Regions from separate parts of the Homo sapiens genome. Here region 2 is linked to region 1. A link is an interaction called in ENCODE POLR2A ChIA-PET data of the cell type or tissue named here. Cell type or tissue: PC-9. All regions are shown on one strand. Links, peaks and the distances in the headings refer to the core of each region. The heading gives the core; the rest is flanking DNA.

Region 1 (5,368 bases), core at 259-5,258:
TTGCAAGTCTTGCCACCAGCAGCGGTTATTAGGAAATGTATGATAACCTCAGTCATTGTTGAGGGGGGAACTGTTTGAAGTAAGGAAGAGGCTGAGGAGTCAGCTATTTACACCACACATCCACCCCCCTGCCTCCAGTGGACTGCTGTGAGCTGGGCCTGTGCCCGGGTGAGGAGACCATGGGCCTGTGTGGCAGGATCAGCAAGTCTAGGGCCAGGGCAGCCATCAGCATCCTCTGGGAGTTGGTTGTGACTATTGAAATGCAAATGCTTCCGCTTTGGTGATTTTTTTTTTTTTTGAGACGGAGTCTTGCTCTGTCACCCAGGCTGGAGTGCAGTGGCGCGATCTTGGCTCACTGCAACTTCCGCCTCCCGGGTTCACACCATCCTCCTGCCTCAGCCTCCCGAGCAGCTGGGACTACAGGCACCTGCCACGACGCCCAGCTAATTTTTTGTATTTTTAGTAGAGATGGGGTTTTACTGTGTTAGCCAGGCTGGTCTCGATCTCCTGACCTCGTGATCCGCCTGCCTTGGCCTCCCAAAGTGCTGGGATTACAGGCATGAGCCACCACGCCTGGCCAAGCTTTGGTGACTTTTAACATCCTAAGGGAGGAGTAACCCCTCTTTCCTGTTAATCCAGAGGGAGGGGAGGGAAGGCCAGATAGCCAGGGCTTCCAGCGCAGGAGGCAGAGCTTGGCAGCCACTGATGGTGGTAAGCATGTCTGCCCAGGGCTGCCTGCCTCTGCCCTCCTCTTGGGAAGACAAGCTCTGCCCCCAGCTAAAAACTCCTCACAACCCTGATGAGCCTTGCTTTTGCAGAGAGGCCCCAGCTCCCCTGGTGGTCCTCAGGCCTGGCTGCGAGGCACATTCACGAGGCACTGCCTTGAGCACTGAGGTCTGGCACCTGCCGGCTTCCCTGATGCGGCAACAGCCCCAGCTGCCAGTGAGTCTGATGATATTTGGAAAAGTATTTTTAAAAACGAGATTACTGAATTTTACAAGCTTGACATTTTCTATTGGCTTTATAAGCTCTTCTCATGTTTTTATTACCCTCACATCCAATCCGTTCGAGCTACACGCTAAATCAAATTGGTATTTTATATTTTTATTTTTTTAGAGGCAGGATCTCGCTCTGTCACCCAGGCAGGAGTGCAGTGGCACAGTCATGGCTCGCTGCAGCCTTGACCTCGCCTCAGCCTCCCCAGTAGCTGGGACCACAGGCTCATGCCACGCACGCCCGGCTGAAGCTAGTTTTAACTGAAGAAAACTCAAAGTGTTCTCTCGCCGTTAACCTTTATTATTGAGGCATTGGCTCTGCTATAGGAAAACGAGGTGACGTTAATGTCGGTGGTTGACATTAACCACTGGCAAGTGACAGTGTGGCTCCTTGACAAGTGGTTGCTGCTCATAAATGTCATGAAACAAAAACACTGATTTTAGAGAAGTGGGATTCTACAGTTAATATCGCCAGCAAACTTTTATTAAGCTCTCACTCTGTGCCAAACACATGCTTGAAGTTGGGGTGAATCTGTGACCATTAAGATGTTGGCTGTTCATGGGCACGTTATCAAGCAACTGGGGTGTGAGAGCGAATGATAAGAGGGTGAATCTGGATGAGGAGGGACTTCCAGGGCACAGGTGGAGGAGAGGCATTGCAGCCATAGAGAGGCCCAAGGGAACAGTCAAGACAAGGCGGGGACAGTGGCCAGGAGGCGAGGGCAGCACTTCCTGGGCAGGGAAGGCTTGCCAGGGAGACCAGACTCCTGTCTCTGTTTGGAAAGAAAAGGAACCGCACTGGGGGTCAGGGAGGCTAGGCACGGCACCAGCCTGGGATGCCAGTCCCGCCTGAGGGGCCAAGGCAAAGGGGAAGCATTCACAGACCCCACACCAGGCTCTGACGCCAAGTGGAAGAAGAGGGAGATAGAAGCAGAAGCCTGGGCTTCCAGGCCTGGTTCCTGGGCGGGTGTTGATGGGACCCAGGGAGAGTCCTGTGGGGATACTTTGGGTCTGGGCTGGCAGGGGCTCTGGAAGGAGAGGCATGGAGGTGCGAACCTGGTGCCCAGGTGGAGGTGCAGTGGGGGTAAGGTGGCCAGGCTGCAGACCCCTGCATCAGAATGCCTGCGAAGCTGTGGGTTTTTTGTTTGTTTGTTTGTTTTATTTCGAGACAGGGTGTCACTCTGTCGCCCAGACTGGAGTGCAGTAGCGCCGTCTCGGCTCACTGCAAGCTCCGCCTCCCAGGATCAAGTGATTCTCCTGCCTCAGCCTCCCGAGTAGCTGGATTTACAGATGCATGCCACCACGCCCAGCTAATTTTTTGTATTTTTAGTAGAAACGAGGTTTCACCACGTTGGCCAGGCTGGTCTCAAACTCCTGACCTCAAATGATCCACCTGCCTCGTCCTCCCAAGTGCTGGAATTACAGGTGTGAGCCGCACCAGCCTGTTTTTTAATTTTATTTAGAGACAGGGTCTCACTCTGTTGCCCAGACTGGAGTGCAGTGGTGTAATCTTGGCTCACTGCAGCCTCAACTTCCAGCGCTAAAGCAATCCTCCCACCTCTGCCTCCCGAGTAACTGGGACTACACACGCATGCCACTACACCCAGGTAATTTTTAAAAATTTTTTTTAGAGACAGAGCTTCTCCATGTTGCCCAGGCTAGCCTCAAACTCCTGGGCTCCAGTGACCCTCCCGCCTTAGTGTCTCAAAGTGCTGGGATTACAGGTATGAGCCACCACGCCCGGTCAGAAGCTGTGTTTTTAAGTGGACATACCATCTTGTCCTGCTGAAGTATCTCCATGTAATCACAATATCTATGTCACCCAAATCTCCTCCTTCCTCCTCCCTCCCCCAAAACACCCCCACAGGCATGCATACCCTCCCATGCGCTGGAGGCAGAATCTCCCAAGGGGAGCTGGCCAGGAGAGGTGTCCCTGAGTTCAGATGGAGGTGGAAGCCAGAGTGGGGCTGGGACCACCCAGTGACATGAGGATGGGGCTTGGGATAAAGCCCTGGGGACACTGACATTTAAAGTGTGGACAGAAGGAGCTACTGAAGGCAATGGATTTAGAAAAGCAATTGAGTATGATTTCCTTCTTCAAGAAAGGCTGTCCAACTAGCTCTCACTTCCTCTCGTGTGTTCAGTGTCACCCGGAAGCAGAGTTTAATGTGACTAAAGTCAACATTGGCTCACACTGTCAGGGAGTGTGGGAAGATGAGTAAGGACTCATCGCAGGGCGATACCCACAGCTTAAAATAGGCACCTTCCCCTCCCAGGTCTGGTTAGGGCAGTTGTTACATATGAGGGGCGTGGAGTTTTGTCTTGTATTTTGGCCTTGTTGGTAAAGCATTCCAAAGCTTCGACACACCCTCCTTTCAGCCCATTAGGAAAGGCTGTTGATTGTAATATTCACACAGCTCCCTGGGCTATGGTTAAGAGCCTTGCAGAAGGACTGGGAGAAGCCCTGTGTGTTTGAAGTATTGTAGCATCAGAAAAAAACACCGGAAGAAGGCAGGTGGGGACAAGGTGCCTATGTCTGCTCCTTGGAATTCCTTTCCTTACTGTCCGAGGCAACTACAGGGAAAGCAAAGCGTGAGCCCCCAAATCCACACCTGGGAGGAACGTTCCCCTTTGCAAGGCATGGGACTGGCTGGCCCTGTGTCTCACGGGGGCTCTGAGTTTTGAGGTCACACTAGCCTCCTGAGGCCTGGCTGAGAGGGCTGGGTTGGGGGTCAGGAGGCCCCCTGTAGCCACGAAGCTCCTCTGGGGCATTGTTAAAGGTTCACCCTCTTTTTTGTGGGTATCCTGGAAGATCTCAAGAAACTGAGCTTGGAAGAAGAGAGGCTGAGAGGGTCTCCCGCCGCCTGCGTTCTCTGCAGCTATGGCCCCACAGCCTCCAGTGACCATGGAGGGGAAGGTGCCACCCGCCTTGGCTGCTGAAAGGGTGATGCTCTTATGCCTGAGTCTTGGCTCCTGTGGTCCTGCAGAGACCCTGTGGGGGCCGCCCGGTCGTCACCTGCACTCATCTTGGGTTTTCCTTCCTTTTCCACCCTAAGCTGAAGGTATTTTTTTCCTGTTTTCTTCACTCTAACTTGGGGAAGAAGGAAGATCCTTTATGGAAAAGAAAAAAAAAAAAGCACCTTTGAACGTCCTGCAACTTGAGTTTCAAGCTTTCAGAAGGATTCGGTGCTGCTGGCCTGCTCAGACCTCCGCCTGGGCTGTGGAGTTCCTCCTGTTGGCCCCTCCTCTCTGTACCACAAAAGCTCTAGGCGGCCCAGCCACCCCTGTGAAAGCGGCGCCCGTAGCCAGACGCCAAGGCTGCCGTCCCGAGCCGAGGGTGGCACCTTGCCCAGCGCACGTGCATTCTCCTGTGGGAACTCGGAGGGCATGTGGTGAGCAGTCTCCTGTCAGTTGAGGTGGAGGCTCCCGGCCCATCTTTGCTCTCCTCAGGCTGCCCAGCTCCTGGCGGCACATGGTGGCCTGGCAAAGCTGACTTGGCCTCCTCAGTTCCCCACCCATCCGCGGATCATCGCCTTCCCTAGCCACCTCTCTCTATAGCCACCGACATCTGCGGAGCGTCACAGACTGGTTCTGAGCTGTGGTTTACAAATTCAACCCAACACAGAGTGAATTCAAATTTGCTTTTGGAACAGCCTTTATCTCCAATTAAGTGCAAGTATATTTACACTATGTGATATTAAAGGACTTCTCCAATGACTGGGAGGTACTGAACCAAGATGTTTGTAAAGAAACGGTGGGGTGAGGTGGTTAGGTAGAATATACCGTCCTGGCCATTTCTCTTCCTTCAGGCGAGTAAGCGCTCCTTCAGCAGAAAGGCTGCGGATTGCTGGCTGTGCTCTGTGGACTGGGCCAGTAGGTGTGGCCCAGGTCCAGGTCCTGGCACCTCTGCTGAGTGCCCAGCCTGAGATGACACATGCCATCCTGGAGAGAAGCAGAGAGGGTGCTGTCTCCAGGCGTTCTCCAGACAGCCTGGGCCTGGCTTGCTGAGCCAGCTGCAGGAGGGGATCTCCTGACTGGGGCTTGGGACCAGATCTGCTGCAGAGAGGCAATAACTCTGTCTAAAAAGAAAACTTGTCCCGTGTGATTACAAAAACAGGAAAAGGCTCCAAGCTAGGAAATGAGATTTGAGGTATGGAGAACATTCTCACCTGATGGAAGCATCCTGTTCCTGTACAGGAGGAGGAGCTGGTGCAAGCCCTAGGCCACATATGTCACAGTTGTTTTGGACCCTCCGTAGCTTTTATACTCATAAAATATTAAAGTTGCCCCTTTCATATTTGGGTCATTGAAAGAGCCCACCGTACTCTAGGTTCCTGCTCACTATGCACAACATCTCAGAAGATGGCGTACAA
Region 2 (5,368 bases), core at 143-5,142, 100 kb after region 1:
GCTGAAGTGCAGTGGCAATTAGAGCTCACTGTAACCCAGGAGTCAAGTGATCCTCCCGCCTCACCCCCTGAGCAGCTAGGACTACAGGTACATGCCAACATGCCTGGCTTTTATTATTGTTTTTTTTTTAATTTCTCACAGAGAGGAGGGTCTCGCTGTGTTAACCACGCTGGTCTGAAGCTCCTGGCTTTGTGTGGCAAATGCTCATTTTAAAATACAAATACAACCTCAGCCTCCACTCCTCTTCTTGTTTTAGACTTTATGCACAGCTTCAAAGGTCAAAACCCAAATTCAATTCCCAACACTGTGTACTAGGTCCTGCAAGCTGTGCTCTGCCCTGCCCAGGTCTGCCCCAGGGCCAGCTTTCCTGGTACTCATGAACCACCTCCCGCTACCCAGGCGGCCCCTACAGGCACGGTTAATTTTCCCATTACAAGTTGTCAGAGTCCCATGGACTCTGATAAGGTGGCTGTGGATGGGACTATAGTAAGACAGTGAGGAGGTCAATGTCAGTGCACATGTGTTTGTATCATTAGTGACATGTGTGTTTGGTACATGGTGAATATACAGAACATTTGCTATGAATGAAACACCCAGCTGCCAGGTGAGGTGAGGCTTTAGGGCAGGGCTTCCAAACTTTTACTGTGCCAGGGACACCCTTGGCATCTGCAGAAGATGAAGGACCCCTGGTTAGAAACATGCTTTTTTCTTTTTCTTTTCTTTTTTTTTTGGGGGGGGGGGGACCATGTTTTGAATGCATTACATTACCAAAAAAATTAATATTGAAATGCAAAAGTCAAAATATAAAAACACGGCCATTTGCTCTTTTCCTAGACTAGCTATGGCTGGGCCTGGTCAAGCTTTGGGAGGCTGAGGCTGTGGAGTTCCAACCCTCAACCTTGGAAGAGCTGTCTTGGAGGCAGGCAGGTCCAGAGCCCCACGTGCCATGGGACCTAAACCGAGAGCAAGCCTGGGCCTGGGCACTGGAGAACTTCCCTGTGCTGAGCCGCCACTCCTGCCAATGCCATCAGCTCTACGGGAGCACTGCTGCGAGCTGGCTGCTGCACTGCACCTCTACTGGGCACGGAGCCCTTCCCGGATATGAGAGGGGCCAAAAATGGCCTCGACACTTCCATGTCCAGAAGTCAATGGCTGAAACCATAGACGGGCTCCAGTCACCTCAAGAAGACGCAGATGCTACCGATGGTGAGGTCCAAAGCGGCCTGAAGCAGCCTGGAGATGCCAGCGCCTGCGGAGGTGGAAGTACACACGCCCAGGGCGCCTTCTGCAGTCCAGGCGGCCTCCGGAAGCTGCTGAAAACCTAGGATTCCATCAGGAAGGAACCGCTGAAAACCTAGGATTCCATCAGGAAGGAACCCGAAAAGGAGAGGAACCCCAGCCTTTCTGCAGGCCTGCAGTACGACCCGCTTCAACTGCTGCCCTGGAAGGAGCCCGAGGCACCCAGTGGGGGCCCTCATGCCGTGCCTGCGGACATTTGCACTGGAACTGTGCCCTGCATGCATAACAGCCTTGAGGTCTGTGCGGTGGAGATCATTCCTTAATCTGTTCTTTCTCTCCTGAGCGTCCTAAACATTTTTCATTTAGAAAAACTTTCTTCATGGAGGGGTGGGCGCGGTGGCTCACGCCTGTAATCCCAGCACTTTGGGAGGCCGAGGCGGGCGGATCATGAAGTCAGGAGATCGAGACCATCCTGGCTAACACGGTGAAACCCCGTCTCTACTAAAAATACAAAAAATCAGCCGGGCGTGGTGGCGGGCGCCTGTAGTCCCAGCTACTCAGGAGGCTGAGGCAGGAGAATGGTGTGAACCCGGGAGGTGGAGCTTGCAGTGAGCCGAGATGGCGCCACTGCACTCCAGCCTGGGCGACAGAGAACCGCCGTTCGCCCATCCGTCCAGAAGTAAGGAAAAGGCCACGGAGACCAAGGGGGTGGGGTCACGGTTTCCCCTCCCCTCCCCCTCAGAAGTCCGAAGATAAATAGGCTTAGAAAGAGAGGAAAAAAATTTCTTGGTTTGCATCTCACTCACCCTTTCTCAAGCCCCATGTTGCACGCCAAACTGTTGTAGGACTTTCTCCTTAGTTCAGCTAAAAGCCAGGTTCTTGTGCAGCGGCCATGAGAGATTAATCTCGCAGACACTTTGAAGAGTGAGAAAAATGGAATTTATTGGGCAAGAAGGAAAAAAAGGGAAACAGGGACTCTCAGCAAAGCGAGAGAGAGTCCCGCTAGCTGGTTTCTCGCCTCCCAGATAGAATCCCAAGTTCCACCCCGAACATGAGACCAAGCTCCTCCCCCCTGCATAGCTCCTCCCCCTGCATAGCTCCTCCCCCTGCATGCTCCTCCCCCTGCATAGCTCCTCCCCCTGCATAGCTCCTCCCCCTGCAAAGCTCCTCCCCCCTGCAGAGCTTCTGTGGCTCTACCCAGTTCTTCCAGTGCTTAGGCAGGTGTGGGAGTTTCTCCTGGACCTCTTTTTTTTTTTGAGACGGAGTCTCGCTCTGTCGCCCAGGCTGGAGTGCAGTGGTGCGATCTCGGCTCACTGAAAGCTCCGCCTCACAGGTTGAAGCTATTCTCCTGCCTCAGCCTCCCGAGTAGCTGGGACTACAGGTGCCCGCCACCACTCCCGGCTAATTTTTAGTAGAGACGGGGTTTCACCGTGTTAGCTAAGATGGTCTCGGTCTCCTGACCTCGTGATCCGCCCGTCTCGGCCTCCCAAAGCGGGACCCCTTTAGACTTGGCTGTCTCACTTGGATTACAGGCGTAGGCCACAGTGCCCAACTGAGTCACTTTTTTTTTTTCCTTAAAAAAATTGTTGGCCCGCAGACACATGAAAAAATGCTCAGCATCACTGGCCATCAGAGAAATGCAAATCAAAACCACATTGAGATAGCATCTCACACCAGTTAGAATGCCAATCATTAAAAACCCAGGAAACAACAGGTGCTGGAGAGGATGTGGAGAAATAGGAATGCTTTTACACTGTTGGTGGGACTGTAAACTAGTTCAACCATTGTGGAAGTCAGTGTAGCGATTCCTCAGGGATCTAGAACTAGAAATGCCATTTGACCCAGCAATCCCATTACTGGGTATATACCCAAAGGATTATAAATCATGCTGCTATAAAGACACATGCACACGTATGTTTATTGCGGCACTATTCACAATAGCAAAGACTTGGAACCAACCCAAATGTCCATCAATGATAGACTGGATTAAGAAAATGTGGCACATATACACCATGGAATACTATGCAGCCATAAAAAAGAATGAGTTCATGTCCTTTGTAGGGACACGGATGAAGCTGGAAACCATTCTGAGCAAACTATCACAAGGACAGAAAACCAAACACCGCATGTTCTCACTCATAGGTGGGAATTGAACAATGAGAACACTTGGACACAGGGTGGGGAACGTCACACACTGGGGCCTGTCGTGGGGTGGGGGAAGAGGGGAGGGATAGCATTAGGAGATATATCTAATGTAAATGATGAGTTAATGGGTGCAGCATACCAACCGGGCACATGTATACATATGTAACAAACCTGCAAATTGTGCACATGTACCCTAGAACTTAAAGTAAAATAAAAAATTAAAAAATAAAAATTTAAATTTAAATTAAAAAAAAATTGTTGGCCCGGTGCGTTGGCTCACGCCTGTAATCCCAGCACTCTGAGGGGCCAAAGTGAGCAGATCACCTGAGGTCAGGAGTTGGAGACCAGCCTGGACAACATGGTGAAACCCCATCTCTACTAAAAATACAAAAATTAGGCTGGGCGCCGCCGGTGGCTCACACCTGTAATCCCAGCACTTTGGGAGGCTGAGGCAGGTGGATCACCTGAGGTCAGGAGTTCGAAACCAGCCTGACCAACATGGTGAAACCCCATCTCTACTAAAAATATAAAAATTAGCCGGGTGTGGTAGCACACGCCTGTAATCTCAGCTACTCAGGTGGCTGAGGCAGGAGAATCGCTTGAACCCGGGAAGCGGAGGTTGCAGTGAGCCCAGATCACTCAACTGCACTCCAGCCTGGGCCAGGGAGCAAGACTCCGTTTCAAAAAAAAAAAAAAAAAAAAAAAAGGGCCAGGCGCAGTGGCTCATGCCTGTAATCCCAGCACTTTGGGAGGCTGAAGCAGGTGGATCACGAGGTCAGGAGTTTGAGACCAGCCTGACCAACATGGTGACACCCTATCTCTACTAAAAATACAAAAAAATTAGCCGGGCTTGGTGCCGTGCACCTGTAATCCCAGCTACTCAGGAGGATGAGGCAGCAGAATTGCTTGTATCCAGGAGGTGGAAGTTGCAGTAAGCCGAGATTCTGCCATCGCACTCCAGCCTGGGCGACATAGCGAGACTCTGTCTCAAAAAAAAAAAAAAAAAAAAAAAAAAAAATTAGCCAGGCGTGGTGGCGGGCGCCTATAATCCCAGCTACTCGGGAGGCTGAGGCAGGAGAATCGCTTGAACCTGGGAGGCTGAGGTTGCAGTGAGCCGAGATGGTGCCACTGCACTCCAACCTGGGCGACAGACCGAGACTCCGTCTTAAAAAAAAAAAAAAAAAAAAAGGCCGGGGTGGTGACTCACGCCTGTAATCCCAGCATTTTGGGAGGCCGAGGCAGGTAGATCACGAGGTCAGGAGATCGAGACCATCCTGGCTAACACGGTGAAACCCCGTCTCTAATAAAAATACAAAAAATCAGCCGAGCGTGGTGGTGGGTGCCTGTAGTCCCAGCTACTCGGGAGGCTGAGGCAGGAGAATGGGGTGAAGGTGGGAGGCGGAGCTTGCAGTGAGCCCAGATAGTGCCACTGCACTCCAGCCTGGGCGACAGAGCAAGACTCCGTCTCAAAAAAAAAAATAAGATAAACTAAAAATAAATAAATAAATAAATAAAATTACAAAAAAATCCAAAAAAATTTGTTTTAAAATTTTTAATGAGATGAGGTGTCACTATGTTGCCCAGGCTGGTCTTGAACTGATGAGCTCAAATGATCCTCCTGCCTTAGCCTCTCAGAGTGCTGGGATTACAGGCATGAGCCACCACACCCGGCTAATTTTTTGTATTTTTTAGTAGAGACGGGGTTTCACCGTGTTAGCCAGGATGGTCTCGATCTCCTGACCTCGTGATTCGCCTGCCTCGGCCTCACAAAGTGCTGGGATTACAGGCATGAGCCACCGCGCCCGGCCTCTGGGTGACTAAGTTTTAACATTAAGTAACTCATTAACAATTTCTAAGGCCCTTTATGTCACAACCTAAGTGAAAAGCCATTATCCTTTGCCACAAATAGAAGACACCTGTGAAAACACGACAGTTTCCTCTAGAAGGCTCCTATAAGTCCCAGTCTCTAGTTCGGAAAGTTCCA

The links. Peaks named below come from ENCODE experiments on the same cell type or tissue, not always from the same donor. Only the 100,000 strongest peaks of a DNase experiment are listed, where the experiment ranks them.
Region 2: POLR2A ChIA-PET joins it to region 1 with 17 read pairs; 13 of 35 experiments call an interaction of 5 or more read pairs at or near these places.

What each region holds. Positions count from the first base shown.
Region 1 is chr5:179,912,121-179,917,488 of GRCh38, reverse strand. It overlaps a transcript of RNF130 not described here. Among named protein-coding and RNA genes, the nearest start is that of TBC1D9B, 6.9 kb to the right of the region's middle. RefSeq lists an enhancer at 1-414. In PC-9, for the core only: no CTCF peak of the experiment used is centred there; a DNase peak (open chromatin) is centred at 3,268; H3K4me3 peaks cover 895 bases; H3K27ac peaks cover 1,766 bases.
Region 2 is chr5:179,808,360-179,813,727 of GRCh38, reverse strand. It overlaps a transcript of SQSTM1 not described here. Among named protein-coding and RNA genes, the nearest start is that of MGAT4B, 4.2 kb to the right of the region's middle. RefSeq lists an enhancer at 1,525-2,303. In PC-9, for the core only: no CTCF peak of the experiment used is centred there; no DNase peak of the experiment used is centred there; H3K27ac peaks cover 118 bases.